2 separate regions of the Homo sapiens genome follow, and region 1 is linked to region 2. A link is a loop called in an ENCODE intact Hi-C map of the cell type or tissue named here. Cell type or tissue: tibial artery. All regions are shown on one strand. Each heading gives the region's core, and the rest is flanking DNA. Links, peaks and the distances in the headings are about the cores only. Region 1 overlaps LOC124902198 (a long non-coding RNA gene). Region 2 overlaps DAPK1 (death associated protein kinase 1).

Region 1 (16,490 bases), core at 5,203-13,202, 53 kb before region 2:
AATGTATATGCCACTTATTTTTAACTCAACAATATATCACATTCATTTCTCTATGGCAATACATATATAGATCTATGTTATCCTTTTTAAAACATTACTTATGTATTTATTTATTTAATTGATGAGTAAAAATCATATATATATGATATAAAATATGACGCTTGTGCAATGGCTAAATCAAGCTATTTAATATTTACATTAGCTCACACATATTTTTGTGATGAGAGCACTCAAAATCTACTCTCTTGGCAATTTAGAAGTATGTAATATATTCTTATTAACTGTAGATAATTAATGATCTGTCTACAGTCACCATCATGGTACAGTCACCATGATGTACAACAGATCTCTGGAACTTGTTCCTCCTGGCTGTGATGGCTACATAGGATTTCTTCATGTGGACATACCTATTGGTAGGCACTCAGCCTATCTCCAGGAGTATAACATTTTTCCAATTATAGATTTGGACAGTGATATACAAATATTCTCCCATATTTGTATTGCTATTGCTCTAGATTCTTGGGGGAATTGCTCCACCAATTAGTATACTATTTAAAACTTCTGTAAAGATTTCCAAATTATCCTCCAAGAAATCTGAACTAAATGACACTCACAGTGTGGGTCTTCCCCTCCTCCTGCCATCTTAGCCAACCCTGGATGGATCAGTGGAGAATTTACAGATTCAAATTCTTATAGGGATTTCTCTAAGGTAGAAGTCAATTCATTATGAAAATTGTTACCTTTGTCTTCAATATTTTTTTAAAAATGGTTTAGCACCATCTGTAATGATCTCTAGGGGATAATCGATTTATAAAAATATAATCCTGTGACAGTACACTTTTTCCCAAGGGTGGCCGGATATCAATCAAAGGAAAATATTGCTCCTTTTCCACCTTATCTCTCCATATTATACTATATGCAGGTTCAATGAAAACAAATTTTGAATGTTCTCAAGAAAATATCAGCTGGTGTCAATCTTCCCTTACCCTCCAATCACATGATTGTTCTTTCCAAATGCCTAAACGTGATTGGTTATTTATTGTTAAAACCCCAGTGTTTTAGTTCATAAATCAGATTATTGAGCAATAACTCCACAACTGCAGGCAGTAATTAGGGGCATGAGAAGCCTACATTGTTGCCATATGCATATTACCCAAAACATTGACCCTTTCCCAGTGCTTGAGATGACAACTGCAAGGAACTGAGGGGGCTTGGGGGATGAGGAGGTTGGGGTCAACAGGAAAGGCTGCAATGGCAGTAGCAAAAGGTCCCACAAGCCATCTCTTTTGCAGGTCTCTAGGATCATAACCATCTGCCTATCATAGCTGAGGATGAGGCATGAGAGGTCATGCAGCCCTGACCCAAATATGTGCACTGGGGTAAGAGGGAGCTAAGGCAAGAGGGTAAAAATGGAAAGTTTGTGAGTGGTGAACAGTTGAATAAGGTAAGAGAAGGCAATGGATCCTTGAAGACTTGACTCTAAATTGGTCTGATATATTCTCTGCCTTGTGAAGGAGTCCTAGCACTAAAAAGTCTTCAGGTGGGGATTCATAATTTTGTATTCACAGACCTCTTGGATTCATGGAAAGATTTCATAAAGCCTGTATTCATCAGGGTTCTCCAGAGAAACAGAACCAACAGGAAGTAGATAAAGGAAGAGAGATATAGTTACAGATAAATGTATTATTAAGAATTGGTGGGCTGGGCGCAGTGGCTCATGCCTGTAATCCCAGCACTTTGGGAGGCCGAGGCGGGCGGATCATGAGGTCAGGAGATCGAGACCATCCTGGCTAATATGGTGAAACCCCATCTTTACTAAAAATACAAAAATTAGCCAGGTGTGGTGGCGGGTGCCTGTAGTCCCAGCTACTCGGGATGCTGAGGCAGGAGAATCGCTTGAACCCTAGAAGCAGAGCTTGCAGTGAGCCCAGATCGCGTGACCACACTCCAGCCTGGGCGACAGAGCAAGACTCCATCTCAAAAGAAAAAAACAAAGAATTGCCTCACATGGTTATGGAAGTTGAGAAGTCCTAAGATGTGAAGTTGGCCAGGTAGACACCCTGGCAAGCCAATGGTATAGTTCTAGTCTAAAAGCTGACAGTCTCAAGACCCAAGAAGAGTAATGTCCCAGCTCACAATCAGGCAAAAGGAATTTCTTCTTACTCATGGAAGGGTCAGCCTTTTTGATTCATTCAGGCCTTTCATTGATCAGATGAAGGCCACCCATGCTAAGCAGAGCAATCTGCTTTCCTCAGTTTACTGATTCAAATGTCAATATCATCCAAAAACACCTTCACAGACACACTTAGAATAAAGTTGGAACACATATCTGGATGCCCCAGGGACTAGTCAAGTTGACACATGAAATTAACCAGAACAATTCAATTCTGCCCCTTGTCAACTTGGTGCCCATATGCATCTCCTGAAACCATACTCAATCTTCAAAGAAAGATAATCAGAAGGTCATAATTCTGATTAACCTGATACATACAATTGACAATGCACTAACCGTTTTCCTAGAAGACAAGGTAAGGTCTTTGAATGATGTTTCCTCTTTGATACCATGTAGCTTAAACACTAAGATATGAAATTAATTATATTTAAACACTATTATATAGTTGGAACATCTTATGTTACATGACTAAGGAATAAGAGAAAAAGAAAACAAACATATTTTATATATATATACACACACACACACATATGTGTGATAAGTAAACACACACAAAGTTTGTGTATTTGCCAATTCTACTAAAGACACACACAAAACGTTCATTTTAAATCTTTGAGTTTAGGCTTGATTTAGTGACTTGCTTACAATGAAAAGCATATGGCAGAAATAATGGAATGTCTCTTTTGAGCTTAGGTTACGAAAGACTTCAGCTTCTTTTTTGGTTGTTCTCTCTCTCTCTTTTGGACTGCTTTCCATAGGGAAAACCAACTGTCATATCATGAGGCAGCCTCATAAAGGGGCCCATGTGTTAAGAGACTGAAGTCTGCCAAAAACCACGTGTGTGAGCTTGGAAGCACATCCTGCAGCACCAGTTGAGCCTTCAGATGAAACAGCAGCCCCAGTCTGTAGTTTGACTGTAACCTTACAGACTGTGAGGCAGAGGCATCCAGCTAAGTTGGGCCCAGCTGCAATTACAAACTGATATAGCCATTCAGGTTTTTAAGGTTGTTTTTACCACTTCATAACCTGCCTACTCCTGACTTATACAATGCCTCCCTCCATGTATTCCCCAAAATATAGACATTCACCGAAGTCCTTCCTTGACCTTTCTTTCATGTTAACCACTTTTATAATATCAGCTTCCAATTCCATGTGGATGGATGACTTTGAAATATGTATCTGTTAACACTGAATTCTTTCCTGACTGGGCTATACTTCAAACTTTACATTTTTTTTTACTAGACCTACCTAGAAATCCTCTGGTACTTCAAACTTTACTAAAGACAAAATAAATGGTCTTTATCTTCATAACTGTTTTGCTTTCTGGGTTTCTCTTTTCTTTTCATGATATCACTTTAGCCTTGGCAGTGAAGTCACTGATATCATGAACAGAAGGGAGAGATCCAGGAAGCAAAACAATTATGAAGATAAAAACCGTTTGTTTTGTCTTTAGTAAAGTTTGAAGTACCACAGGAATCCCTTTAAAATAAGTTGTAACATCTGACATTTGTCATTTGTAAAATTAATGAGTATACTTTTTATGCTATCACCCAAGTCAATGAGAAAAAAAAATTACAGTAATATCAACTCAGGAGTGACTAACATGGATATTAAGTCATTGACCATGGTCAAAACCTTTGCTACTAACAGCCAAATAGGCTACTCTAGACTGCACCTTTTTAGGTTGTCTTGTGGTATTCATGAACTGTAACCATTTTAAGATGTTAAAAATTAAATCTTTCTTATGTAATTAAAAAAATAATCCTATAAACTCTTAAAAAAATCTTTGAGACCATAAAGAGGAAATAGACCCATATAATTAGGCATTCCCCATTCCCTGTATATGATCCCTTCAACATGCCAAAACCAGGGCAATCTCAATATGAGATTTGGAAGTTCTGCTGAGTTACTAAGTCCACTCTGGTACTTTATGTTTGTTATTTCTTGTGTCTTATTCCCTCCCCCATTAGTTGCTGCCTCCCTGACTTGGTCTCATTGTCCTCAAATCAGACCTGCAGCTACGGTCCAAAGCATCTGTAAACTTCATCCTCAAATGCACAGGATCCACTGAGGACCCAACTTGTACTGCTGAGAACTAACCTACCTTCTGAACAAGGAGTCTGATGTTTCTTTGGGATCATTGTTAGAATGCCAGATAAAATAACATGTAAGAGTTCATTGTAGATCACACAGTCTGATCCGAGGAAGCAATAATCCCTTCTTTTAAATGCATTTTCTAGTCACAGTGTCCTCTGTCCAGGTGCTGATCTCCCACTCTAGAAGGAGGAATCAGCAATGGCTGAAGGCACAGGTCTCCCAGGTTCACAGTCCCACTGCCGGGCAATTAAAAAGCCTTGGTACATCACACTCTGGGGACTGTTGTGGGGTGGGGGGAGGGGGGAGGGATAGCACTGGGAGATATACCTAATGCTAGATGACGAGTTAGTGGGTGCAGCGCACCAGCATGGCACATGTATACATATGTAACTAACCTGCACATTGTGCACATGTACCCTAAAACTTAAAGTATAATAATAATAATAATAATAAATAAAAAAGAATAAAATAAAATAAAATAAAATAAAAAGCCTTGGTGTTGGGGTGTTCTGCCTGAGTGTTTCCTTGGCCAGCATCCCAGATTTGTGGTTCACGGAGCAAGGTCCATACAAGGTCACCATTGCCAGGCTAATTATTGTCTACACTGGGGATGTGGCCTGTGAATCCTCTAAATCCACCCACAGTGCACAGTACCCTACTCCTCATGCACACTTCCAACTTCCAAATTTCTATGTGCTTCATGTAGAAAGTTACTGACATGCAACACTCAGGAGTAGTGTCAGGGATGGTTGCAAGACTCTGCGGAAGTGAGTAGAATTTGATTAAGAAATATGTGAAGTGGTAAACGAGTGAGTTTTTCCCCAAGTTCAAAGGGATAAATGAAACTAAATAATGATTTGAATGATATAAGAAACATGTTTTAGTTATATCAGAAGGACAAACAAAACTGTTACATATCCCATCTCCCCAACCAAAGCATCTTGAGGACAGAGACTTTGTTTTACAGTGTAGGGGTCCCCAGTATATGATAGACACCCAGTAAATACCATGGCAGAATGATAATTAGGCTAAGAGAAGAATTGTTGCTAATTTGGCTACAACTCCCCGGGACCCTGGCACTTTGCCCACAGCTCAGTGGGTCTCAGGTGGACTTGGGGAATTTCTCCTGCCCCCAGGACACAGGAATCCTAGACCCTCCTTGCTATCCTAGAGATGCTTAGAAGTGCCTCAGGGAACTTAGAACTCCTGTGTTCTTTAGAGAGTCCCCATCATCAGAAGCTAGCCAGTGTCCTCAGCAGCGGTCCTCTAAGGCCTCACCACTCCATTCTCAGGGGCCTGGTGGATTCTGGAACTCTGCCAGAGTCCTGCAGGACAATGCAAGAGGTCCATGTGGGTGGCATCTGGGCTGGCAAGCCACGGGCCACCAATCCTGCCTGAACCCATCAGTTTTCAAACACAGGGAGCTGGGACCTTCTTCTGCTGCCCCTCTCCCAGGGAACCATGGAGGGACAGTGAAGAGAAAGAGAAACAGCTTGAGGTGTGTGAGATTACTGGTACAAACTAGCATGAAGGGTATTTAAGGTAAGACTCAACAAAATATCTAATCTAGTGATATCAAGAATAACAGCATAGTGGCCGGGTGCGGTGGCTCACACCTGTAATCCCAGCACTTTGGGAGGCCAAGGCAGATGGATCATCTGACGTCAGGAGTTTGAGACCAGTCTGACCAACGTGGAGAAACACCATCTCTACTAACAATAGAAAAATTAGCCAGGAGTGGTGGTGCATGCCTGTAATCCCAGCTGCTTGGGAGGCTGAGGCAGGAGAATTGCTTGAACCCAGGAGGCAGAGGTTGTGGTGAGCTGAGATCATGCCATTGCACTCCAGCCTGGGCAACAAGAGCGAAACTCTGTCTCAAAAGTAAATAAATAAATAAATAAATAAATAAATAAATAAATAAATAAAAGAAAAGAAAAAGAAAAACAGCATAGTACAGTCATCTGGGACAATGCTGTTGCATTTCCCCTAGCATCTAAGGAATTTTTAGGCATTGCCACACCAGGCAACAAAGCCTTTCTGAAGTACCATGGGGAGTTGCCCACTCAGCAAGAATAGTTTGATCATTTTGCCCAATGATGAAAGGGAAGAAAATTGGGAACTTCTCTGAACTTGCATTTCTCGCTTATATTTTTTATTTTTCTTTTGGATTGTAGAAGCAGTGAGAACTATTTATGCTTTTTCTTTTTCCTACTTATTTTGATTGAGATAAATGGGGAAGTTGATAAATAAGAATGTTTTGCTGGAAATACTAAACGTTGATAACCATAATTACGGAATACTCCAAAGCTTCCATTTTAAAACCTGTTTGCATTTCAGACATGTCTGCACTAAAACAGTAAGTGGAAAAAAATGACAAACCAATAGAAGCAACAATTCCAGTGCCCTTTGACTTTATGAGTTTCCTACTCAATGGCAAAGGTTTGGGAAGAAGATAACTCAAGTCTCATTTCTGGTATGCATAAACTTTGGGCAAATTACTTTCAGTCTCGAAGGCTTGATTTTAACCACTATAGATGTGTATAACAGCAATGACCTCATAATTTTGTGTTAAAAATTAAATAAGATACCGTGAGTGTTGATATAATCACCCATCTCCAGAATTCCTCCTTTGAAAATAGACACACAATAGAACATTCTGTGACCTTAGAAAGGAAGGAAATCATGTCCCGTGCTGCCCCATGGATGAACCCTAAGGCCATTGTCCTAAGAGTAAGAGCATGGTCACAAAAAGGAAAATATTGTGTGAATCTACTTATACAAGTTATCTAAGGCAGCTAAGTTCATAGAAATAGAAAGTAGAGTGGTGATTAGTGGGAACTGGGATGGGGAGGAAAACAGGAGTTGTTGTTTAATAGGTGTAGTTTCCATTCTACAAGATGAAAAAGTTCTGAACATCTGTTTCTCAACAAGGTATTCAATTTTTTTATTCTTGTTTTAGAGGGATTTAAGGTACCTTTGGGATCAAAAATTTTAGGAGTACTGGAAAATTGGTGGTCATATAATTCATCCACTTATGAAGAGCAGGAATATTCTAATATCCAGCACACTTCTTACTTCTGTCTGGATTATACCTCCTGCCGTGTAGCAGTTAAGTACTTCCTTTCAACAAACATGCACCATTTGTAGTGCCAGGAAGGAAATACATTTTCTCTTCCCTCTTAGGTTCACTGACTGGGAGGCTCTGCAAGTTTGACTCACAAGAGACAGATTAACAGGAGAAAATAATAGAAAGTTTACTAATATTTTACATACACAGGAGTTCACAGAAAGGAAAGGAAAGTCAAAGAAATGGCTAAACTCAGAGGCTTATGTGCCATTTTAACAAAGGAAAGAAGATTTGGGCTTTGAGGAATGATTAATTGTGGAAAAGTGACTAGGAAAACTATGTGGGAACTAATGGATTATCCTGCTTATTTAGGGAGGCTTGTTTATGCAGACTTATTTTGGTGTTGGCTCTCTGTCCCTGGTGACAAGTGTTCCCTCTCCTCATCCTGGTACAGGAGAGGGGGAAATCCATGCCACCTTAACAAAGGGAAATTTATGCCCGGGTTTTAGGCATCCGAGGGGAGAGCAGAGAAATAATCTTCTATCTATTGATTTTTAGTTTCTTTACACTCAAAATAATCCTTAAAATGGCATGCTCTGGGGCAAGGGGGGTGGAAGGGGAGGTGTCATGGTCGTTTTCACGAGCTGGATGCTGATTCTTCTTTGAATGCTCGCTAGTGTCCTTAAAATGTCACCCCCACCCGCACCCCCAGGCTCAAGCACAATATTCCAGACATGACACCATGAAATAGGCATTAACAGCACTATTTCCTCCTTTATCTTGCTTTTTAATCTCATTATTGCAAACTTTTAAAGTGTCCAAATCACGTTGATAACCATCTCAAAGTGACCAGCAACCAAAAACTAAGACTTTTTTTTTTAAGGACACTACTAAACCATTTCTACTTTTTTCTTGTAGTTGCATCACATGAATATGGCTACATATATTTTTGTTTTACTTTTGTTACTTTTTTATTTTTATTTTTTCTGACTCTTTGGCTACATATATTTTTAGATAAAATTTGACACACATACATATATTTAATCTCAACATAAGGCTTTACATTTACGCACAGTAAATTTTATTCTATTAGTTTTAAACTTTCTAGGGTTTGGAAGTCCTCTTCTTTCTGCCTTTCTGTTTAAAATCCTGATTCTTTTATTCACGGTGCATGCCCTCTGTCATGGGCATTTGTTGTTCTGCCTCCCTGGTGAAGCCATCCTGGTTTCCTGTGGAGATTGCTTTTCACAGAGCAATCCATGTGCTGTAGCTGAGGTGACCATCCCTCTCATCCTGAGGCCAGCATGGGACCCAGGCAGGGCCAAGCAGCACCAGCCCAGACACAACTGGGAAACCCACTTTCCTCCAAGGAGGATAAAAAGTGAGCCTGGCTGGGAGTGTGTGCAAAACAGAGGACAGTAGGTCCTGAAGGTGGGAAGAGATGGAGTGCTGATGACGATCTGTGAGCCCTGCATCCAGCCAGGTCTGTGCCACCCAGGTCCTCCTCTTGCATAAGTAGCTTCAACATTGGTTTCTGTCTCTTTCAGTCAACAGACTTGTCTTATAGAGCATCCCTTCAATGGTCACTGAAGCTTCGACAAATCATTTTCTTATAGGAGGGGCTGGTGTTAACAAGGGGCCCAGGGAATTAGTTCCAGAGCTGTGTTTCCCCAACAAAAACAGTTTTTGTCTTTCATGTTTGTTTGGGTGGCTTAGTGGGGTGGGATGGATTTTTGTGTGTGCCCTCAAGCACATCTACAGTGAACTCATGTTTTACAAAGTTGCCAAGAACAAACATTGGGGAAAAGACAGTTTCTTTAATAAATGGTGCTGGAAAAACTGAATATCCATGCAGAAAAATGAAACTAGACCCCTATCTCTCACTATATACAAAAATAAAATCAAAATGGCTAAAATTCGAAACCTGAAACTATGAGACTACTACACAAAAACATTGGGGAAACTCACCAGGACGTTGGTCTGGACAAAGATTTCTTGAGTAACACCCCACAAGCACAGGCAACCAAAGCAAAAATAGGCACATAGGATCATACCAAGTTAAAAAGCTTCTGCACAGCAAGGAATACAGTCAATAAAGTGAAGAGGCAACCCATAGAATAGGAGAAAATATTTGCAAACTACCCATCTGATAAGGGATTAATAACTAGAATATATAAGGAGCTCCAACAATTCTATAGGAAAAAAGTCTAATAATCTGATTAAAAAATTGGCAAAAGATCTGAATAGACATTTCTCAAAAGAAGACATACAAATGGCAGGCTGGGTGTGATGGCTCACGCCCATAATTCCAGCACTTTGGGAGGCCAAGGCTGGCATATCACTTGAGGCCAGGAGTTCAAGACCAGCCTGGCCAACATGGTGAAACCTCATCTGTACTAAAAATACAAAAATTAGCCAGGTGTGGTGGCACACGCCTGTAATCCCAGCTACCTGGGAGGCTGAGACAGGAGAATCACTTGAACCTGGGAGGTGGAGGTGGCAGTGAGCCGAGATCACGCCACTGCACTCCAGCCTGGGCAACTGGGCAACAGAGTGAAACTCCATCTCAGAAAAGAAGAAGAAGAAGAAGAAGAAGAAGAAGAAGACATACAAAAGACAAACAGGCATATGAAAAGGTGCTCAACGTCACTAATCATCAGAAAAATGCAAATCAAAACTACAAGGTGGTGTCATCTCACCCCAGTTAAAATGGCTTATATCCAAAAGACAAGCAAAAACAAATGCTGGAGAGGATGTGGAGAAAACATAACCCTTGTACCCTGTTGGTGGGGATGTAAATAAGTACAACCACCGTGGAGAACAGTTTGGAAATGCCTCAAAAAACTAAAAATAGAGCTACCATACGATCCAGCAATCCCATTGCTAGGTATTTACCCAAAAGAAAGGAAATCAGCATATCGAAGAGATATCTGCACTCCCATGTTTGTTGCAGGATAGCCAAGATTTGGGAGCAATCTAAGTGTCCATCAACAGATGAATGGATAAAGAAAATATACATATACACAATGGTACATATACACAAAGCACTACTATTTCAGCCATAAAAAAGAATCAAATCTGTCATTTGCAACAACATGGATGGAACTGGAGGTCATTATTTTAAGTGAAATAAGTCAAGCACAGAAGTACAAACTTCACATGTTCTCACTTCTTTGTGGAGCTAAACATTAAAACAAGTGACCTCATGGAGATACAGGGTAGAAGGATGGTTACTAGAGGCTGGGAAGGGTAGTGGGAGTGTCAAGGGAAGTGGGGATGGTTAATGGGTACAAAAAAATAGAAAGAATGAAACAAACCTAGTATTTGATAGCACAACAAGGTAACAGTAGTCAATAATAATTTACTTGCATGTGTAAAAATAACTAAAAGAATATAATTGGATTGTTTATAACACAAAGAAAGGATAAATGCTTGAGGAGATGGATACTCCATTTACTCTGATGTGATTATTACACATTGCGTGCCTGTATCAAAATATCTCACATAGCCCATAAATATATACACTTATTATGTACCCACAAAAATTACAAAGTAAAAAAGCATTTAAAGTACCTTCAAGCTTCCTGTAAGCGTCACCACCATATTCATTCAAATGACTGATAAATCTCATTGAGAGATCCAGTCAAGGACACACCCCAATTACTTGCCACCAGAAACCAAGTGCAAATTGACAGTAACGAACACTGTTTTATTTAACTGTGCCTTAGCCTTCTTTTGTTCAGGAAATCTTTTTAGCCTTCATGTTGTAAGATTTTCTCTTTAAAGTTTCAACAAAACTTCAGAAAAATTTATCCCCTTAATTTATTCCTGTTATTAAAACTTTCTTTTCTAAGTATAAGTGGGACCTTAAACCCCATTACCAAATCATTATGGTGGGATTACACTACAGATTCCAATGATCACAAGAATACTGTGGCCAGACACAGTGGCTCATGCTTGTAATCCTAGAACTTTGGGAGCCTGGGAAGTGGAGGTTGCATTGAGTCACGATCACGCTACTGCACTCCAGCCTGGGTGACAGAACCAGAAACCCTATTTCAAAAAAAAAGAACACTGCTTTCCCACCTAATAAGTACTTTTAGAAGTTACATTAGGAAAACTGACTGTTCTCACAAGGGTTCTAGAACCCATGAGTTTGAAAATTGTCTTTAATATGTATTAGGTTTGTGCAAACATAATTGCGGTTTTGCCATTTAAAAGTAACGACAAAAATCGCAATTACTTTTGCACCAACCTAATACATTGTCAGAAACATTTGGGATAAACTTAATATATAATAACATGTAGTATGTTTATATTAACATATAATAATGAGCAGTTTTTTAACTTTATTTTTGTTTTTTATTTTTCTTTTTTTTTTAATTATTTTAAGTTCTAGGGTACATGTGCACAACATGCAGGTTTGTTACATATGTATACATGTGCCATGTTGGTGTGCTGCACCGGTTAACTCGTCATTTACATTAGGTATATCTCCTAATGCTATCCCTCCCCTCTCCTCCCACCCCACGACAGGCCCCAGTATGCGATATTCTCCGCCCTGTGTTCATGTGTTCTCATTGTTCAATTCCCACCTATGAGTGAGAACATGCAGTGTTTGGTTTTCTGTCCTTGCGATAGTTTACTGAGAATGATGGTTTCCAGCTTCATCCATGTCTCTACAAAGGACATGAACTCATCCTTTTTTATGGCTGCATAGTATTCCGTGGTGTATATGTGCCACATTTTCTTAATCCAGTCTACCATTGATGGACATTTGGGTTGGTTCCAAGTCTTTGCTATTGTGAATAGTGCCGCAATAAACATACGTGTGCATGTGTCTTTATAGCAGCATGATTTATAATCCTTTGGGTATATGCCCAGTAATGGGATCACTGGGTCAAATGGTATTTCTAGTCCTACATCCTTGAGGAATCGCCACACTGTCTTCCACAATGGTTAAACCAGTTTACAGTCCCACCAACAGTGTAAAAGCGTCCTATTTCTCCACATCCTCCCCAGCACCTGTTGTTTCCTGACTTTTTAATGATCGCCATTCTAACTGGTGTGAGATGGTATCTCATTGTGGTTTTGATTTGCATTTTCTGATGGCCAGTGATGATGAGCATTTTTTCATGTGTCTGTTGGCTACGTAAATGTCTTCTTTTGAGAAGTGTCTGTTCATATCCTTCACCCACTTTCTGATGGGGTTGTTTGATTTTTTCTTGTAAATTTGTTTAAGTTTTTATAGATTCTGAATATTAGCCCTTTGTCAGATGGGTAGATTGTAAAAATTTTCTCCCATTCTGTAGGTTGCCTGTTCACTCTGATGGTAGTTTCTTTTGCTGTGCAGAAGCTCTTTAGTTTAATTATGAGCAGTTTTATAGCCATAGACTCCTATGTGCAAAAATGCATATTCTTGACCCTTCCCCTGTCTCCCATCCCCTACCTCTGTGGCTCAGGGACTCACACCCAAAGGTGACTTCTCTGCTCTCCTTTCAAATCCTTCTCATGTTCTGAACCTTCTCTAGGCTGGGGCAGAAACTGCTGTCTTTTGTTCATAGAATAAACTCCTTTAATGCTCTTTGTAATTTATTTATTTGAAATAGTTGCTTTATAAATCATTGCAAATGTCATAATTGTTAGCAATTTATCAAACTGTAGTTAACTGGTGCAGTTTGTTGAGCATATTTTATAAAGGAAAAGAAAGGAAATGCCAAAACCCTGGTAAAGTTGTTTTATTGCAGCCCAGGAGAACTAAGATTTGTTTCTCAGACACTTAAATCAGGCAAACAAAAACAGGTAAAGAGTCCTGAAGCCCCCATCTGAAGCACTTCATCAGTAGAAATAGTTTGATAAGTAATGTCACCACCCAAGGGGTTCACCTTGCCCACTGTTTAGACAGAGCCAATTTCTCAAGACAGGGGAATGGCAATAGAGAAAGAGTAATTCACAAAGAACCGGCTGTGTGGGAGACCAGAGCTGTATTATCACTCAAATTAGTCTCCCAGAAGAGCACTTGGGGAGCATAGTTTTTAAGGACAACTTGGTGGGTGGGGAGAGGCCAATGAGCCAAGACTGCTGATTGGTCAGAGAAGAAATAATAGGGAGTCGAAGCTGTCTTCTGTGCTGAGTCAGTTCCTGGGTGGGGCCACAAGGTCAGATGAGACAGTTTATTAATCTGGGTGGTGCCAGCTGATTCATTAAGTGCAGGGGCTGCAAAATATCTCACGCACTGATCTTAGGAACAGGTTAGGGAGGGTCAGAATCTTGCAGCCTCCAGCTGCATGACTCCTAAACCATAATTTCTAATCTTGTGGCTAATGTTAGTCCTGCAAAGGCAGTAGTCCCCAGGCAAGGAGGAAGTCTGCTTTGGGATAGGGCTGTTATCGTCTTTGTTTTAAACTATAAACTAAGTTTCTCCCAAAGTTACTTCAGCCTACACCCAAGAATGAACAAGGACAGCTTGGAGGTTAGAAGCAGGATGGAATCAATTCAGTTAGATCTCTTTCACTGTCTCAGTCATAATTTTGCAAAGGTGGTTTCAGTAACTAGACAGTCTTTGTATTCAAGAGAATCCACAACATGTGATGTTATAATGGAGAGGCTTACCCTCTTCAGATTCAAAGTTGGAAGGCTTTGGTCATTTAATTTTAATCAAACTAGTGCTTTTCAGCCACAGTATCTTCACTCTGGCATAAGCAGTCTTCTTCACAATGTATTTTTAATAGCCTCACATTCAATTTTAAGACAAAGCAATTTTCATACTAGGTGCATGCCACATGCCCTTGCTGCAGCTGCTTTTCTTGACAAGTTATGAAGTAGTTCAAGGAGGTATGGTTAAGGCTGTATTACTGAATAGTGCTGTTGAGTACTACACAATTTATTTTGTCTTGTTGCAGCCTTTTGTTTCCAATTTTCAGTGACTGCCGCTATGAAATCTGAAACCAAAAATGACATTATTAGGTTTGCTTTGTTTTGGACTATGATTTAGTAGCAATTGAGGTTCCTGATTTTAACCCCTTGGCAGCAAGATCCAAGCTCCCTCATTTGCACGTTAACACCTAAGTGTCAAGGGGTTAAATAACCAGCACGAAAGAGACTGCACTTTGGATTGTAGCATTTGGCAGAACTGAAAGGAAAGGAAGTTGTGCTGTGCGTTGAAGGGGTCGTGGGCAACATAAAGATGACACCAGGAAAAGATGCAATGTCACATGACATTTTCATAGTCTTGTGCATACCCTGCATCATCACCACCATAATTTACCAGATCATTTGTCATGGTGGCTTTTAATCTCCCTCCAGGAACCATACCTTTGTTCTTCTTTTTGGCTTGGCTTTGCTTGCTTCTGTTTTTCACTTCAAAGCACAATGTATTGAGAACCTTTTTCAAGTCATCAGTTTCCAATGACATACACACATCTCCAACTAAGACTTCCAAAAAACTGGCATAATATAGTGACTTTTTATTTTGTGTAATTTTATCTTTTAGTAACTTTCCAAACTCTGTAAGGTCATCCCTTGAAGATGGGTTTACAGCATCCGATCCATATACAGTAGTCTTAACACCAAAAGTTGCCTTTGCTAATTCCATGTCTGACTCTTCCTGTGATTTCTCCAGCTGCGGTTTATCTGCTAATTGTTCCTCTGGTGTTAGCAGCTGGAGTTCTTCAGGTTCTTCTAACCCCTTTTTAATTTCTTCCTGCCCTTTCTTCTGTTGCCGTTCTTTCTTTTATCTTCTCTGTTAGTTTTTTCTTTTCTAAAATGTTTATTTCTGCTTCCTCTTTTTTCTTTTTCCTGTCATCACCATCATCCCAGTTATCCCAGACGTCCTCATCCTCGTCCTCTTCCTTGCTTTTGCAGCGGTCCCCCACCTCCTTCACGGGGCTTCCACAGACAATTTTTCTGCACCCCAGGAGTCAGAGTTCCTCTGCCGTTGCCAGAATTAAAAAACAAGCAAACGAACAACAAAACAAAAATAATTTTTTCGCTCTCAATGAGTCTGGTCTTCTGAAAGTCAAATTTTTTTTAGCTATTTAGAATATTATCTCTGCTGCAATTTTCCCCTAACATTATATTATGCAAATATTCAAACATACAATAAAGTTGAAAGAATTTTTACAGTGAATACCATATATCTACCTCCAAGATTTTATCATTAACATTTTAATCTTTGTTTTAATTCACATCTGTAGATCTATTTTTGCCTCTATCTGTCCATTAGTTCATGTTATTTTTCACGTGTTTTCAAGAAATTTGCAGGTAGTGCTTCCTCCTAAATACTTTAGCGCGCATATCATTAACAAGGGTTTAATACTTGTTTTAAAATCCTAGTTTTACCATAAAATTTACATTGATTGAAATGCACAAATCTGAGGTGTATGTTCTTTGAGTTTTGACAATTGCATATACCAGTACGACCCAAGTCCCTATCAAGACATACAACTTACTGTTATTCCAGAAAGTTCTCTCATGCCCCTTTCCTGTCTAAAGCACTGCTATAATTTCTTTTGTGTAGTATCTCATATTTTTAATGTGCAATTCTATGAAATTAGAGCAATTTGTAAAAAAATTAGGTATTCTTTGTTTGTTTTTAAAATTAATAAACATAATTTTTAAGAGCTAAGTTTTGTTCCTATCAAAATTGGGTGGAAAGAACAGGAAGTTCCACGCCCTTCTTCTCCAAACCCCTACAACCTCTCCTCCTCCACCACTATCAACATATGCACCAGAGTAGTCCATTTCCTACAGTCCAAGAACCTACAGTGACTCACCATTATCATCCAAAGTTCATAATAAACACTAGGGTTCACTCTTGGTGTTGTGCATTCGATGGGTTTTGACAAATGTATGAGGACATGGATTCACCATTATAGTATCACACAGAATAGTTTCACTGACCTAAAAATCTTCCGTGCACTCCCTATTCAGCCCTTCCTACTTCCTAATCTCTGGCAACGATTGATGATTTCACTGTTTCCATAGTTTTGCCTTTTCCAGAAAGACATATAGTTGGAATACAGTATGTAGCCTGGATTCTTTCATTAGTAATACACATTTAAGTTTCCTTCATATCTTTTCATGACTTAAGAACTCATTTCTTTTTATGGCTGAATAATATTTCATTGGCTGGATTTACTACATTTATTTATC
Region 2 (16,490 bases), core at 2,789-10,788:
TGTTTTTCTACTTTTCTGAATTTTCTAAATATTCCACAATAAGTCACTTTTGAATTTTTTGGTTTTTTCCCAAAATTGGCCAGGCATGGTGGCTCACACCTGTAATCTCAGCACTTTGGGAGGCTGAGGTGGGAGGAGCACCTGAGCCTAGGAGTTCGAGACCAGCCTGGGCAACATAGTAAGACCCTGTCTCTACCAAAAAATCAAAAAAATTAGCCAGACATGGTGGTGCGTGCCTATAGTCCTAGCTACTTGGGAGGCTGAGATGGACAGATTGCTTGAGCCCTGGAGTTCAAGGTTACGGTGAGCTATGATCACACCACTGTACTCCAGCCTGGATGACAGTGTGAGATCCTGTCTCTGAAAAAATAAAATAAATAAATAAAATATTGTTAAAGAAACCAATAAATCGGTAAGAATTTCATAAAATTGAAGTGGTCCACCTTGCCCATAATAACCCTTCAGCTCCCATCATCTCCTTGTTTCTCTATTCTTCCTTTCTTTTCCCAGGGCACTAGGATAAAGACATGTCCAGGCAGACACCTCTTACTGGGTCCTACTATGAAGCAGTTCCCTGAAACCAGAGGCAAACCAGGAAGGAAGTACAAAGGGGTCCAGGCTCTTTCCATGGTGTACTTACCGAAACAATCTGGCTTCGTATTTCTTGCAGATGATTTCGAAGTACCTTCATGTCCTTTGACCCAGAAGCCCCAGCATCCAGAACAAACAGCTTATTTGAAATGTGAAGATCATTTCCAAACCTAAGGGAAGAGCAGCAGCCTCCTCAGCAGTGAGTCAATGTCCCCAGGCCTTTTAATGGAGGGGCCAGGCTCCTACTGGCTCAAGAGGCTGGTAGGAGGGAAGGAAAGTTCTGGTGTCCTTGCAAAGGCCCCTCCCCATCCCTGCTGTTGGTGGGCTCTGCCTCATCACAGTGGGTGCAGAGACTTGGGGAAACTGGCATATAGTCTGAGTCATAGGAGCGGGACCTTCAGGTTTGCATGAAGCAGCAGGAGCACAGCATGGAAAGATGTCAGCTTCTCCCGAGGCAGGAAAGGTGAGGCCTAATGCTCGCACCTTACAAGTGAGGACAAGAGATACTGTGGAAAGTGGAGGGACTAAGAATAGAGGTGTGAATGCAAAAGCTACATCACTGACCTAAAAATATTAATAGAAGCCCCATTTTTATATCTGGCAACAGATATAGTGTCTCAAGACAATAGATAAATGTCTCAAGTTGATAATGCAAGATCAGAGATACTAGCATATTATAGAAAGCTGCAGGTTCAAACTGTTTTGATAGACTCTGAGTAAAAACATATATTTTACATCATAATCCTGTACATACCCATACTCATCAGTGAAACAAACGTTTTACAAAATAATACTTGACATCTGATCTATCCTATCCTGTCCTGTCCTTTCCTGTCCTATCCTATCCCATTCCATTCCATCCCATTTTAAAAAGAATTGGCCACGACTTCCTAAATGAATTTTAAGACTCACTAGTAGGTTGCAACTTATATTGTAAGACATACTGATTAGTGTTTCTGAACACTGAATACTGAGTACTGAAATCTAAACAGCTAAAAGAAGTCACCTCCGGGCAGTGTTGCTGGGAGGTAGAAAGAAGGGGGTTGCTTTCATCACGTGCTCTTCATTTGTATTTGATTTACTATGTGGATTCATTGTTTTAATAAAAATGAAAAATAAAGGTTGTGCATCCCTAATCCAGAAATCTGAAATGTTCCAAAATCCAAAAACCTTTTGGGCAAAGACAAGACATGCAAAGGAAATGGTTATTAGAGCATTTCAGATTTAGAATTTTTGAACTAGGATGTTCAACTGCTATGTATATGTACATATATTAAAATCCAAACAAATAAGAAATCAGAAACACTTCTAAAGCCGATCATTTCCAATAAGGGATACAAGACCTGTACAAGAAAAGAGTTGACCAAGAAAGAAAGACCTTTAAAACCTTTCTCTGGTTCATGAGACTTCCTTTGTACTTTTCACACCTCTGCTTCAGTTCTCAGGGAGAGGAGGCTACCCGTGAGCTGGAGACTAAGTGGCTGCCCCTCACCTGTTCCTAATCTCTTTCAGCAACGATGTGTCTTTGTCATATCCAAACTCGCCTCCAGCCGGTCGAGGAACATTCATGATGTCAGCGTGGGTGGCCACCAGGACAACTTGGAGTGGGTTCTTCAGCTTGCCACCGAAGGCTGGGGGCAGAGAGGGAACTGCTTCAGGGGGTGGGTCCTCCTACCTGGCTGCCTCTCCTGCCCAGGTGAGGGCGGTGTGTTGGCCTCATGCCCAGGCCGACTCTCCAGGTACAAGTGCAACATGCCACAGAGATGAAGGCCCCACGCCTGCTGTGCACTGTGACCCTAGAAGGCCCCAGCATGGCCAACGACAGGATAAGCCTATCTCCTAGGCCACAAGGAAAATTGCTCAAAGTGGACCAGAATGACTAAAGGCAGTTTCTCAAGTCTCCAAATAGCCCCTACTTACAAGGAGAGGGAAAATTTAACCTGTGACAAAAGGGATGCCGCTTACAAGACCAAAGAGAGACGCCTGAGTGCAGCAACACCACAGAGATGGGTCAGAGGTAAATGACCTGCAAGTCACACAAAGAGCCTCCCACTTCGGGGAGTGTTTAAAACAAAGGAAAAAAAGGACAAAGAAAGAGGCAAAACTGGCAGTACCCAGAGGGGCATTAAGCCCAACTCCTTGTATTATATGCTTTTCCGGAAAGAAAAAAAATTGACTGCTGAGTATTGCATTTCACCAGGGAAGGCTGCTTCTCTTGTTGTGGGCAAAGACCAAAGGAAGTTTATTTCATGTTATCCTCTCCTCTAGGAATAAAGTTAAGATAACACATTCAGTCAACATGCTCCCTTTCTTCATTTCTCTCTCTTTTTTTTTGAGACAGGGTCTCACTGTGTCACCCAGGCTAAGTGCAGTGGCACGATCTTGGCTCACTGCAGCCACAGCCTCCCAGGTTCAAGCAATCCTCCTGCCTCAGCCCCTGAAGTAGCTGGGACTACAGGCACATGCCACCACACCTGGCTAAGTTTTTGTATGTTTTGTAGAGATGAGGTTTTGCCATGTGGGCCAGGCTGGTCTTGAACTCCTGAGCTCAAGGCATCTGCCCACCTTGGCTTCCCACAGTGCTAGGATTACAGCCGTGAACCACTGCACCCGGCCTCTTTCTTTGTTTCTTAGTGGAATTACAGGATGAAGAACTGCTCATTCTGCTGACTAATTCTGTACCCTTTAGGTAAAGGTGCAGTAGCTATCCAAGCAGGGATTCCATTTTGCACCCAACATACAATGACCATGGCTCTCAAGTGTAGAAAAAAAGTGAGAAATGCCTCTCAAAGGATTGTTCAAAGTGGGCCTTTGAGGCAGGAATATGCAATCATGAAACAAAAACAGCCTGCAGAATACCACGAACACTTGAGCCTCATGAAGCTTCTCAGAGTGGAAGTCTCCCAGCAGGAAGGAGAAAGGAAGTTGGCTCAGCTGTTAGCCACAAACGGTGGGATCTGCTCATGGCCTGGTGCAAGGCCAGCAGCAGCAGTGGCAGGAGCAGGGCAGAAGCCTGGAAGGAGGAGGCGATTCCTGGCCAACCACAGGTAGGACATCACTGGCCTGCAGGGACTTAGCTCACCTATGGGTTCTTCAACTGGGACAAGGGACTTCAGGAAACTGAGCCAGAAAATCACTTGGTTCAGCTGGATCTCATAGGGCTCTTCTAGACTAAAGACAACAACATGGATTGACGTGGGATCATTTGCAGCAAAATAGTCATAACAGCAGAAATACACAGGATTTCCAGAGAACTCCCACACGCTGAAATCGCCAACTCCTACAGAAAAAGAAAAATGATAACAATCGTGAAACACCACTAACCAAATTTCAATCATAAATTCTCTTAGCGTTCCACGGATTCGAAGTAGGCATAGTGATACTTATGGCATTCTTCTGTATGTGTATACATCTTGTTATGACTTGGGTATGGTTTGTTCCCCACTAAAACTCATATTGAAATCACTCAGTGAGGTGATGTGGGAGGTGAGGCCTGGTGGGAGGTGTTTGGGTCCTAAGTGCAAATCCCTCCCAAATGGCTTGGTGCTGGTGGGAAGGAGTGAGTGAGTGAGTGAGTGTGTTCTTGCTCTTGTGAGAGTGGATTAGTTCTCATGGGAATGGATTAGGTCCTGAGAACGTGGATTGATGTAAAGCAGGTTTTTGTCCCTTCCCGTGTGTCCACTTACCCTTTGACCTTCTGTCACATTTAGACCCAGCTCAAAAGCTCTCACCAGAATCAAAGCAGATGCTGGTGCCACGCCCCTTGAACTTCCCAGTCTGCAGAGCCATGAGCTAAATGAACCGCTTTTCTTATCAATTACCCTGTCTCAAGTATTCTGTTATAGCAACACAAAATGAACGAAGACACACATCTACTGACGTGCAGATCGACTTGTGTCACGCGTACATATCTACAGCATGTATATCCATGTCTGTTTTTCTACTTATGTCTGCACCTGCTTAACTCTTTCCCTAAGTACCTTCATTATTATGTGTGTGTATATATGTATCTATATCATGACTACTTCTAATACCCTGGAGTGCTACACACACACAACATGCATGTACACATATATGTGCATGCCTGGGTGCTTACATGGAAATGTGTGTGTGTGTGTCTGTATACATATATATTTTGTATTACTCCCCCTCAAATATTGGTGTATTAAAAAAAAGAGAGAACCACCTGGGGAAAAAACAAAGATCCATCAGGTCATATTACGCAGAAGTGTGAACACCACATCCATAATAATAATGACACGGTTGTAGGCTCACATATCCTTAATACAGACACTCCACCTTCACTTGCAGAATTTACTCCTGACAAGGAAGGAGCCGGGGACAAACTGCCCACATTAGGTTTGTGATTCCCAAACTCACAAAGTCCCATAGAGGATTAATTGAGAGAAGGTGGGTGAAAAGATTTTGTGTCCTGAATAAATATACATGAATTTTGGAACGTGCCAGGGTATAGGATATTGAATGTAACAGTGACTATGAAAAGTCACCTGAATTTGGCTCAACAGGGACTGACTTGGCCAGGTGACTGAGGGCCCTGTCCAGGCTGCTCAGAAGAAGCAAGAAGCATGCAGGGGTGTGAGATGCAGAGCTCAGCAGTTCTGCCTACACAGGAGGTGCTTGGATCTGGGAGGAGGTGGGGTCCTTCAGGCAGGAAAGTGTCAAGCAGGGGTCAAAGGTTGTATGTGGGGGCAATTGCTTTCCCATACTGGAGCTGTGAAGGCTGCCCATTTCCCCAGAAATATCTGCAGATTAGATTCCACCTGGAGCTCCCAGGACTCCCGGAACCTCCAGTGGACCTGAGATGCCCCCTCTCTACACTGCCACATCCTGCCAGGACTGTGGCCGCCCACCACTGGCCTCTGGGGCGGCCTGGCCAGGGCCACTTCCATTACAGGATTTGAAGGCTCCCTTCACCTCGTTTACCCCTCAGTGCTTACTCTGTACCCAAAATCCTGCAGTCAAGATGCACTCTGAGATCTAAAGGGTTTTTCTCAGACTTGTAGTGAAGCAGGAGGGACCACCCTCCAAAGCTGGCTGCTTAGGCCAAGCATGGAAAGTTCTGGTACCCAGAAATTGGCTCTTGGAGTGTGGGGTCCTGAGGTGGGTTGCGGCTGGGGCTGTGAGAGATCAGATGGGAGCAGGGCCTGGGGTCCCAAGACAAGTTTCTCTTCTCTCTGTGCTGCCACAGCCAGCTCTGCTCTGGGGAGCTCAGAGGAAGCCCAACTTTTAAGAGAGCAAAATGCACACAGACCATGAACTCCCGCAATTTTTGCCCCTGGTGCAGGGGGACCCTTCACCCATGTGGGCCCTGAGATTAGCTGAGGGAGCTGCCTGGAGACTGCATGACAGTATTGCTCCAGAGAGGGAGCTCAGGCTGGCTCCCACGCACTCTCTGAGTCCGAAGCAGCTACAGTGCGGCACCATTTGTATGTTCCAAACACCCGTAGACTGCATCCTGCTCTGTAGCCCAATGGCCTCGGCATCTCTATATCCCTAGAGCCCCACTGACATCTCTGCCTGCAGCCACCACCTTGGCTGGCAGCTGCCACCAAGGTCTAGGCATAACCCATTGACAGAGACCCCACTGTCCCTAGCAGAGTAGTGGCTGTGCATTTTCATCTGCCCCAAGGACAGAATCCCCTGTCTGCAGCCACTGCTGCTGTGTCCACTGAGTCTAAAGTATGTGCAAATCATACACTCCCCAGCTGGCCGCATATGGCTGCTGACAGTGAAAGCAGGACCACTCTTCCCAGTAGCAGAGCCACAGTGCAGCCACTGCCTCCCTGACTCAAGCATTTTGCCAGAGGCTGGGGATCACATGCACCACCAGGGGACCTGACGACAGGCCTGCTGAGCTTGACTTCACAATCCCCTAAGAGCCTGAATATGCTGTCTGGGGACCTGGGGATCACCTAGCCCAGTCCACCACCACTGGCACCTGAGCACTCCTCTTAGTGGCCTGAGGTCACGCCCATCCAACCTACCACTATCATCACAGCTGGCACTCACCTGTATATGCCACCTGCAGGGCTAGGTACTGGCCTGCCTAGCCCATTGCAGCCACTGCCAACATCAGCACAGATTGCTTGGGAGCCAGAGGGCTGTCTCATTATGACTACTGCCATCACTCACACCACGCCTGCTGCCCAGGGAACTGAGAACCTGACTACCCACCTGGCCCACTGCTACTACTACCAGCACTTGAGCAAGCTGTCTGGAGGCCCAAGAATCAACCTACCTGGACCCACTAGTATCAGTACCAGCATATACCACCCTGGGGCCCAAGGACAGGCATGCTCAGCCCACCACTGCCACCACTAGGTTCTGAGGACTGGCCCACGTGGTATCCCCATCTCCAGAAAAACTTTACCACAGCCTCCACTAACAACCATACCCTAAGCCACTGAGAAAATTACAGGCACCACTGGAGCTGCTTACAGCTGAAAAAAAATCGTATGGCCACTATGCTACTGCATGCACCCAGAATCAAAGCCAAAGTGCCCTACTCAACCAACACCATAGACACATCTTCAGGAAAATGCCCTCCCCTATGAAAGCAAGTTCAAAAAGTTCAAAGAAGTGACTATTATACCGGATGCACAGATATCAATGTAAGGACACAAGAAACATGAAAAAGCAAGGAAATATTGCACCTCCGAAAGAGCACAATAACTCTCCAGCAACAGATTCTAATGAAAAATAAACCTATGCAATCTAAAAAAAGTACTCAGAATCATGACATTAAACAAGTTCAGTGAGGTACAAGAGAATCCAGAAAAACAATACAAAGATATCAGAAAAACAACTCAGAATATTATGAGAAGTTTACCAAAGAATCAAAATAGAAATTCTAGAATTGAAGAACTTCTTGAATAAAACAGAAAATTTATTCAAAAGCTGCAACAATAGACTAGATCAAGCAGAAGGAAGAATTTCAGAAATTGAAGACAGGTCTTTTGTAATAACCCAATCAGACAACATTAAAAAAATAAAAATAAAAAAATAAACAAAACTCTTGTGACATATGGGACACCATAAAGCAATCAAATATTCAAGTTTTTGGTGTCCCAAAGGTAAAGAGAAACTGAAGGAGATAAAAAATCTATTTATTAAAATAATTGTTAAAAACTTTCCAGGTTTGGCAAAAGATTTGGAAATCCAGATGCAGGAAGCTGTAGAGCTCTCCAAACAGATACAATCGAAAAAAGGTCCTCTCCATGGCACATTATAGTCCAATTGTCAAAAGTCAAAGACAAAGGGAAGTCTGAAAACAGAAAAAAAAAAAAAAAAAAAAAAAAAAAAAAAAAAAAAAAGTCTAGTCACTTACAAGGGAACGCCCGTCAGACTCACAGCAGATTTCTCAGCAGAAATTCTACTGGCCAGGAGAGAATGAAATGCTATATTCAAAGAACTGAAAGAAGGAAATTGTCAGCCAAGGATACTACAGACAGCAAAGTTATGCTTCATAAGTGAAGGAGAAATAAAGTCTTCCCCAAAAACAAGACAAGCTGGGGGAAGTGATCATCACTAGATCAAATCTATAAACAATGCTTAAAGGAGTTCTACACCTGGAAGTGAAAGGACAATTCTTTCATCATGAAAACACACGAAAGCATAAATCCACTGGTAGAGGAAACATATTAAGGAAGAGAAAGGACTCAAATATTACAACTACAGAAAGCCACCAAACCACAATGATAATGAAGGAGAAAGGAATAAAGAATATATGAAACAACAAAAAACCAATTAATAAAATGACAGGAATAAACCCTCACATATTAACAATAACCTTGAATGTATATGAATTAACTTTTCCACCTAAAAGATACAGACTGGCTGTTTGACTAATAAAACATGGCCCAACTATATGCTGCTGACAAGAAATCCATTTTATCTATAAAGATACATATAGATTGAAAGTAAAGGGATACAAAAAGATATTCCATGAAAATGGAAACCAAAAGTGAGCGAAAGTTGCTGTACTTATATCAGATAAAACAGACTTTAAGTCAAAAAAAAAAAAAGAAGGTCATTATATAATGCAAAAGGGATCAATTCAGCAAGAAGATATAACAGTTCTAAACATATATGTATCCATCACCAGAGCATGCAGATATTTACAGCAAATATTATTAGATCTATAGGAACAGATAGACTTCAATACAACAATATTTGGGGAATTCAACACCCCACTTTCAGCATTAGGCAGATTATACAGACAGAAAATTAACAAAGAAACACTGAATTTAAACTGCCTGTTAGACCAAGTGGACCTAACGGACATTTACAGAACATTTTATCCAACAGCTACAGAATACGCATTTTCTCATCAGCACACAGAACATTCTCCAGGATAGAACATATATCAGGACACATGAAAAGTCTCAACAAATGTAAAAAAAATTGAAATCATATCAAGTATCTCCTCAAACCACAGTGCAGTAAAACTAGAAATTGATAACAAGAGGAACTTTGGAAACTGTACAAATACATGGAAAGTAAACAACATGCTCCTGAATGACCACAGGGTCAAGAAAGAAATTAGGGGAGAAATTTAAAAAAATTCTTGAAACAAATGAAAATCAAAGCACAAGACCAAAACCTACAGCCAAAGCAATGCTAAGAAGGAAGTTTATAACAATAAACACCTACGTCAAAAAATCAGAAACGTTTCAAATAAACAATCGAATGATGCACCTCAAAGAACTAGAGAAGCAAAAACAAGCCAAACCACAATTTAGCAGGAGAAAAGAAATAATAAAGGTCAGAGAAGAACTAAACAAAACAGATACTAAAAAAATACAAAGAACTGATGAAATGAAAAATTGTTCTTTTATAATATAAACAAAATTGCTAAACCATTTGCTAGACTGACCTAGAAAAAAAGAGAGAAGACCCAAAAGAACAAAATGAGAAATGAAAAGTAAGGTATTACAACTGATGCCACAAAAATACCAAAGATCATCAGAGGTTATTATGAACAACTATACGCTAACTGGAAAATCTAGAGGAAATGGATAAATTCCTAGACAGATAATTTACAAAGATTGAATCAGAAAGAAATAGAAAACTAGAGCAGACCAATAATGAGTAATGAGATTGAACTGGTATTAAAAAGCCTCCCCAAAAAGAGAAGTCCAGGTTTGGATGTCAGAAGAACTAATGATTCTCCTCAATCTATTCCAAAAAAAACTGAAGGGGCAGGAGTTCTCCTTAATTTATTCCATGAAACCAGCATTGCCATGATAACAAAACCAGAAAAGAATGTAAAAACAACAACAACAACATCATCATCATTATAGGCCAAGATCCCTGATAAACACAGATGCAAAAATCCTCACAATATACTAGTAAACCAAATCCAACAGCACACAAAAAAGATGATACACCACAATCAGGGATGCAAGGATGAGTTGACATAATACACCACATCAACAGAAAGAACAAAAGCCATATCATAATCTCAACAGATGCCGAAAAAGCATTTGACAAAATTCAACATCCCTTCATGATAAAAGCTGTCAACAAACTAGGTATAGAAGGAACATATCTCAACATAATAAAGGCCATACATGACGAACCCATACCTCAACATAATAAAGGTCATACATGATGAACCCATAGCTGACATCATACTGAATAGAGAAAAGCTGAATGCTTTTCCTTTAAGATCTGAAATAAGACAAGAATGCCCCCTACATCACTCCTATCCAACACAGTACTGGAATTCTTAGCCAGAACAATCAGGCAAAGGGAAAGAAATAAAAAGCATATAAACTAGAAAAGAGAAACCCAAATTGTCCCTCTTTGCAAGTGATATGGTCTTATAACTACAGAAACCTAAAGACTCCACCAAAAAACTCTTAGATCTGAGAAATAAATTCATATTAAATAGGTAAAGTTGCAGGATACAAAATCAACCTACAAAAATCAGTAGCCTTTCTATACATCAAAAATGAACTAGCTGAGAAAGAAATCAAGAGGGCATTTCCATTTACAATAGCTGCAATAAAAATAAAATACTCAGGAATAAATTTAACCAAAGAGGTGAAAGACCCCTACAAGGAAAAGCACAAAACACAGACGAAAGACACTGAGAGGACACAAACAAATGCAAATACATGCTGTGGTCATATATTGGAAGAATCAACATTGTGAAAATGCTCATACTACTCAAGGCAATCTACAGATTCAATGCAATCCCTATCAAAATACCAATGTCATTTTTCACAGAAATAGAAAAGACAATCGGAAAATTTGTATGGAAACAAAACAGTGGCCAAACAGCCAAAGCAATCCTGAGTGTAAAGAACAAAGCTAGAGGCATCTCACTACTTGACTTCAAAATACACTGCAAGGCTATAGTAACCAAAACAGCATGGTATTGATATAAAAACAGACACATAGACCAATGGAACAGAATAGAAAACTCAGAAATAAATCCAGGTATTCATAGCCAAATAACTTGACAGAGGCAATAAGAACACATACTGGGGAAAAGAACACCCTTGTAAATAAACGCTGCTGGGAAAACAGAATATCCATATGCAGAAGAATGAAACTGGACCCCTGTCTCTCACCATATTCAAAAATCAACTCAAGATGGATTAAAGACTTAAATGTATACCCTAAATTATAAAACCAGTAGAAGAGGACAGGCTTCAGGACATTGGTCCTACAAAGATATTGTGGATAAAACCTCAAAAGCACAGGTAATAAAAACAAAAATAGACAACTTAGAGTGTATTAAACTAAACAGTTTTTGCACAGCAAAGGAAACAATTAACAGAGTGAAGAGACAATTTGTAGAATGGGAGATATTTTGCAAACTATTTATGTGACAAGGGATTAATATCCAGAATATACAAGGAACTCAAACAGCTGAACAGTAAAATAACAAACAATCCCATCAAAAAGTGGGCAAAGGTCTACAGTAACCAAAACAGCATGGTACTGGTACAAAAACAGACACATAGACCAGTGGAACAGAATAGATAACCCAGAAATAAAGCTGCACACCTACAGCCACCCAATCTGCGACAAAGTTGACAAAAATAAGTAATGGAGAAAGGACTCCCTATTCAATCAATGGCGCTGGGATAGCTGGTAAGCCACATGCAGAAGAATGAAACTGGATTCCCACCTTTCACCATATAAAAAAAAAATTCAAGATAAATTAAAGCTGTAAATGTAAAACCTCAAAACTATAAGAATCCTAGAAGAAAATCTAGGAAACACCATTTTGGATACTGACCTTGGGGAAGAATTTATAACTAAGTCCTCAAAAACAATTGCCAACAAAAACAAAAATTGACAGGTAGGACCTAATTAAAGAGCTTCTGAACAGTAAAAGAAATTGTCAACAGAGTAAACAGACAACCTACAGAATGGGAGGAAATATTCACAAACTATGCATCCAAAAAGGCATAATCTAAGATCCAGAATCTATAAGGAACTTAAAGAGTTGAACAAGTAAAAACCAAATAACCCCATTAAAAAGTGGGCAAAGGACACGAACAGACACTTCTCAAAAGAAGACATACAAGTAGCCAACAGACATATGAAAAAAAGCTCAACATCACTAATCATCAGAGAAATGCAAATCAAAACCACAATGAGATACCATTTCACACCAATCAGAATGGCTATTACTAAAAAGACAAAAAAACAAGAGATGCTGGTGAGGGCGTGAAGAAAAGAGAACACCTATACGTTGTGGGAATGTAAATAAGTTCAGCCACTGTGGAAAGAAGTTTGGAGATTTCTCAAAGAACTTAAAACTACTGTTTGACCCAGCAATCCCATTTCTGGGTATATATCCGAAAGGAAACAAATTGTTCCACCAAAAAGACACATGCACTAGTATGTTCATTGCAGCACTATTCACAACAGCAACGACACGGAGTCAACCTAGGCGCCCATCAATGGCAGACTGGATAAAGACAATATGATACATATACATCATGAAATACTATGAAGCCATAAAAAAGAAGAAAATCATGTCCTTTGCAGCAACATGAATGGAGCTGGAGGCTATTATCCTAAGTGAATTAACACAGGAACAGAAAACCAAATATGGCATGTTCTCACTTATAAGGGGGTACTAAACATTCGGTACTCATGGATGTAAAGATGGCAACAATAGTAACTGGGGACTACTAGAGGGGGTGGGAGGGAGGGATCATTTGTACCCTAAACCTCAGCATCATGCAATATGACCAGGTAACAAATCTGCACAGGGACCCCTGAATCTAAAATACAAGTTGAAAAAGAAAGGAAAACAAAAATGAGCAAGAACCTGCATAGAAATTTCTTAAAAGAAGACATACAAATGGCCAACAGGTAAATGAGAAAAATGTTCAATATCACTAATCATCCAAGAAATGCAAATCAAAACCACAGTGAGACACCCTCTTACACCAATCAGAATGGCTATTATTAAAAAGACAAAAAAAAAATAGCAGAAGCTGGCAATGATGCAGAGAAAAGAGAATTCTTATATACTGTTGGTAGAAATATAAATTAGTACAGTTATTATGGAAAATAGCATGGAGATTTCTCAAAAAGACTAAAAATTGAGCTAACATATGATCTAGTAATTCCACTACTGTGCATTTTTCCAAAGGAAAGGAAATCAGTATATCAAAGGGATACGTGCACGCCCATGTTTACTTCAGCACTATTCACAATAGCAAAGATACGGAATTGACCTAAGTGTCCATCAAGGAACAAATGAATAAAGAAAACGTGGTATACACATAACAGAACACTATTTATGCACAGACATAAAACAGAATGAAATCACGTCATTTGCAGCAACATGGATAGAACTGGAGGTCATTATGTTAAGTCAAATAACCCAGGCACAGAAAGATAAATACTGCATGTTCTCATTCACATGTGGGAGCTAAAAAAGTTGATTTTATGGAGGTAGGGAGTAGAATGATAGATACCAGAGACTGGGAAGGCTGTGTGTGTGTGTGGAGAGGGGAATGAAGATAGGTTGGTTAATGGGTACAAACATGCAGTTAGATAGAAGAAATACATTCCAGTGTTCAATAGCAGAATAGGGTGACTATAGTTAACAATGCGTTGTATTTTTCAAAATAGCTAGAAGAGAGGACTTGAAATGTTCCCAACACATAGAAATGATAAAAACTCAAAGTGACGGACACCTCACATAATGTGACTTGATCATTACATACACATTCTATACACGCAATGAAATATCACACGTACCCCATAAATATGTACAAATATTATTAATTTACTCCACAGTCATTTATCAAGCACTTACTGTATGCCAAGTGCTTTACTAGGCGCTGACAATACCCCAGTGTTTAATTTCACTGTTTAGGGATGGTAGCCAGCCATGCTTCAGTCCTGGCTCACTCTGAATATCAGTCTGTGTTGGATTTCCTTCTGGAAGTGACAGATACAGCTCAGGACAAGCTCCCTTTAGGGATGACTTACAACCCTGTTGAAGGGAAACCTGAGGTCCTTCCCTTGGGGCAGGCAGGGCATACCATTCAAATAAGCGTTCTGGATGTCGATGGCCTTGGTGGACTGGTCATCGGCCGAGCAGTGCGGGTGGTGGGTCGGGGCCACAAACACCTCCAGCATCCCTTTGGTAAGACCCGGCTCGAACATCATGCTGCGGCTCCTCACACTCACGTTCTCGCAGCCTGGGTACAGGTTGTTGATGCTCACTGAGACTGCAGGATGGAAAGGATCACATGAGTACTCGATGGGGGCAGCGTGTGCCTGTCTCCCTCCCAGGCTGGCCCTGAGGTTTCCTTTTCTGGAGCACGCCTCTGTCCCCACCCCAACTCTGGCTTCAGGCTGAGTGTGTCTGCCCTCACACGTGCAGGGCAGCAGTGTTCCCAGCAAGGCTGTGGGCTTTTCCGCTTGCTCTACCTCCCCACAACCTTTTCTGCCCCGCCCTGTTGCCCGGGTGGCTGGTCCTAGGGATTGTGTCTCTAGGCTGGCTTGCCATGTGATTTCTGCTTAGGGTCAGCCAACGGGAGGCTGTGGAGAGGGTGGGAGGGCAGAGGTCGGGTTTCTTCCCTTCTCACTTCCTGCTACTTTGCTGATACTCGCAGTCTCTGTCTTCCTCCAGCTCCCACTGAGCGACTTCTCTCTCTTGCACATGAGATTATTATTGCAGGTTAAATGGAAAATGATTTCAGACAGTAGCAGGCCATAGCATTAAATAATGCTGAATCACACACTGTGAAAGCTACTCCTTTTTGAAATTCCCTTGAAGGCCTTTCAGTTGTTCTTGCAGCGAGTCTCCACTTGAGGCCTTCCGATTTTAGCATTTCCTCAACACCTGCTCATCTTCCCTTTTAATGAAGAGGGTGTGGGCATTGGCGTTTAGCGGGATTTTATTCACATTGGTTGCTGTTCACTGCATTTATTTTTACTTATGGCAGTGACACTGGGTTCCCATTTATGATAGGGATATTAACTTTCATTTTCAAATCAATGTATTTTAGTACATTTTAAAAAGTGAGTCAGTTTAAAGGAAACATTATGTAAACAATGGTGAACTTGTGGGTGTTGTACGGGAGCTGAATAACAGAGTCTGGGTCCCCTGCGTTTAGGCATAGAGCCTGTGCTTCCTCACTGTCTCAGTTACTCACTGGCCTGCCCTGCTCCCCGTCTCTCCCACCAGGCTTGTGCAGGCAGAAGCTGCCTTTCTGGTCAGGGCTGTGACCCAGGGCCCACAGAGAGTGCTCTGTAAGAACTTGGTGAACGAATTGCATTGGAGAAGGGATTCATTGATCTTAACTGCAGTACCATTGGTTTACCATTAATACAATAGACATTGCGAGGCACTAAAGAAGTGACCATTTCACCTGGGTATCTGACTTTAAAACAGGCGATCCAAACACCAAGGTAATCCCTTACTTAAAGACCAAAGAGTTAAGACTTTGGACATGGATAATGGGGGTATCCAACGGAGGGGATGAGGAGAAGAAAAGTGGATCCTAAGGGCAGGATTAGGTACAGGGAAAGGAGAAAGGGCACTAGGAGGGCAAGATTTATTCTTAAAAACACCAACACATATTCTATTTCTGTAGGAAAGTTGGCAGATAGGAATGTAAATAGAAAACAAAAGCAAAATGATGTAAGTCTTGATGTCAACATAGCTGCCATTTTAGTGTATTTCTCTGCATATTGTTAATCCCAGCCTGCAAAAGCTGCTGGGTTGCCCAAGAATGGGTCTGTCCACTTCCCTGTGACCTGGAATTTGTGTCTGGGTGCCTGCCTGTCAGGAACAAGCCTTCTTTTAGTGGCATGTGGCCCTGTGCTTAATGAGAGCAGACGTTGGTAAATGGCAGTCATTCCTGCTCCTCGGTGACAGTTTTCGTTGGGAGGATAAAAGGTTAGGACAGGCTTTGTACAAGGTGTTATGAAAACAATAATTTCATGGGGAAGCACCGAAATCCCAGGAAATCATTTTTGTTAGCTACTGCCCCCTGGCGGTGTAACGTGACGGCTCCCAGGAGACCCACTTTACCTGGTCACCGGGAATTCCTCCCGCAGGCTCCTCTCCGCGGGAATAGGAATGGCTTCTTCAAATACTCTTCCTGGACATTCATGCCTCCTATGACCTTGGATGTTTTCCTTCCCACAGCTCAACAGCCACAACCCTCAGTGTCCCCACAGCTGAGTGATGTGTGCAACAGAAAACTTCGAGGGGACCCCGTCCGGTCTCCTGGCTGGGAGCTCAGCCTTGGCCTCCAGCGTTCTCAAGAGAACGGCAGTGGAAAAGGGCCAAAATTCTAAAAGCAAACTTCTTGCTGTCTGATGATATAAATGTTGCCATGTAGGCATCTCTCTCATTGAAGGGAAAAGGGCCTGACAATTCT

The links. Peaks named below come from ENCODE experiments on the same cell type or tissue, not always from the same donor. Only the 100,000 strongest peaks of a DNase experiment are listed, where the experiment ranks them.
Region 1: a loop joins it to region 2, with 2.5 times the contacts of the local background. A loop is called at or near these places in 4 of 110 quality-filtered maps.

What each region holds. Positions count from the first base shown.
Region 1 is chr9:87,740,011-87,756,500 of GRCh38, reverse strand. LOC124902198 (a long non-coding RNA gene) reads left to right here. Exons shown (of 2, transcript XR_007061644.1): 2 at 4,144-4,748. It also overlaps the pseudogene EIF3JP3. Among named protein-coding and RNA genes, the nearest start is that of CTSL, 22 kb to the right of the region's middle. In tibial artery, for the core only: no CTCF peak of the experiment used is centred there; a DNase peak (open chromatin) is centred at 8,641; H3K27me3 peaks cover 416 bases.
Region 2 is chr9:87,684,388-87,700,877 of GRCh38, reverse strand. DAPK1 (death associated protein kinase 1) reads right to left here. Exons shown (of 26, transcript NM_004938.4): 21 at 14,139-14,327; 22 at 3,674-3,871; 23 at 2,084-2,222; 24 at 641-761. Among named protein-coding and RNA genes, the nearest start is that of CTSL, 33 kb to the left of the region's middle. RefSeq lists an enhancer at 150-1,349 and a silencer at 6,699-6,917. In tibial artery, for the core only: no CTCF peak of the experiment used is centred there; no DNase peak of the experiment used is centred there.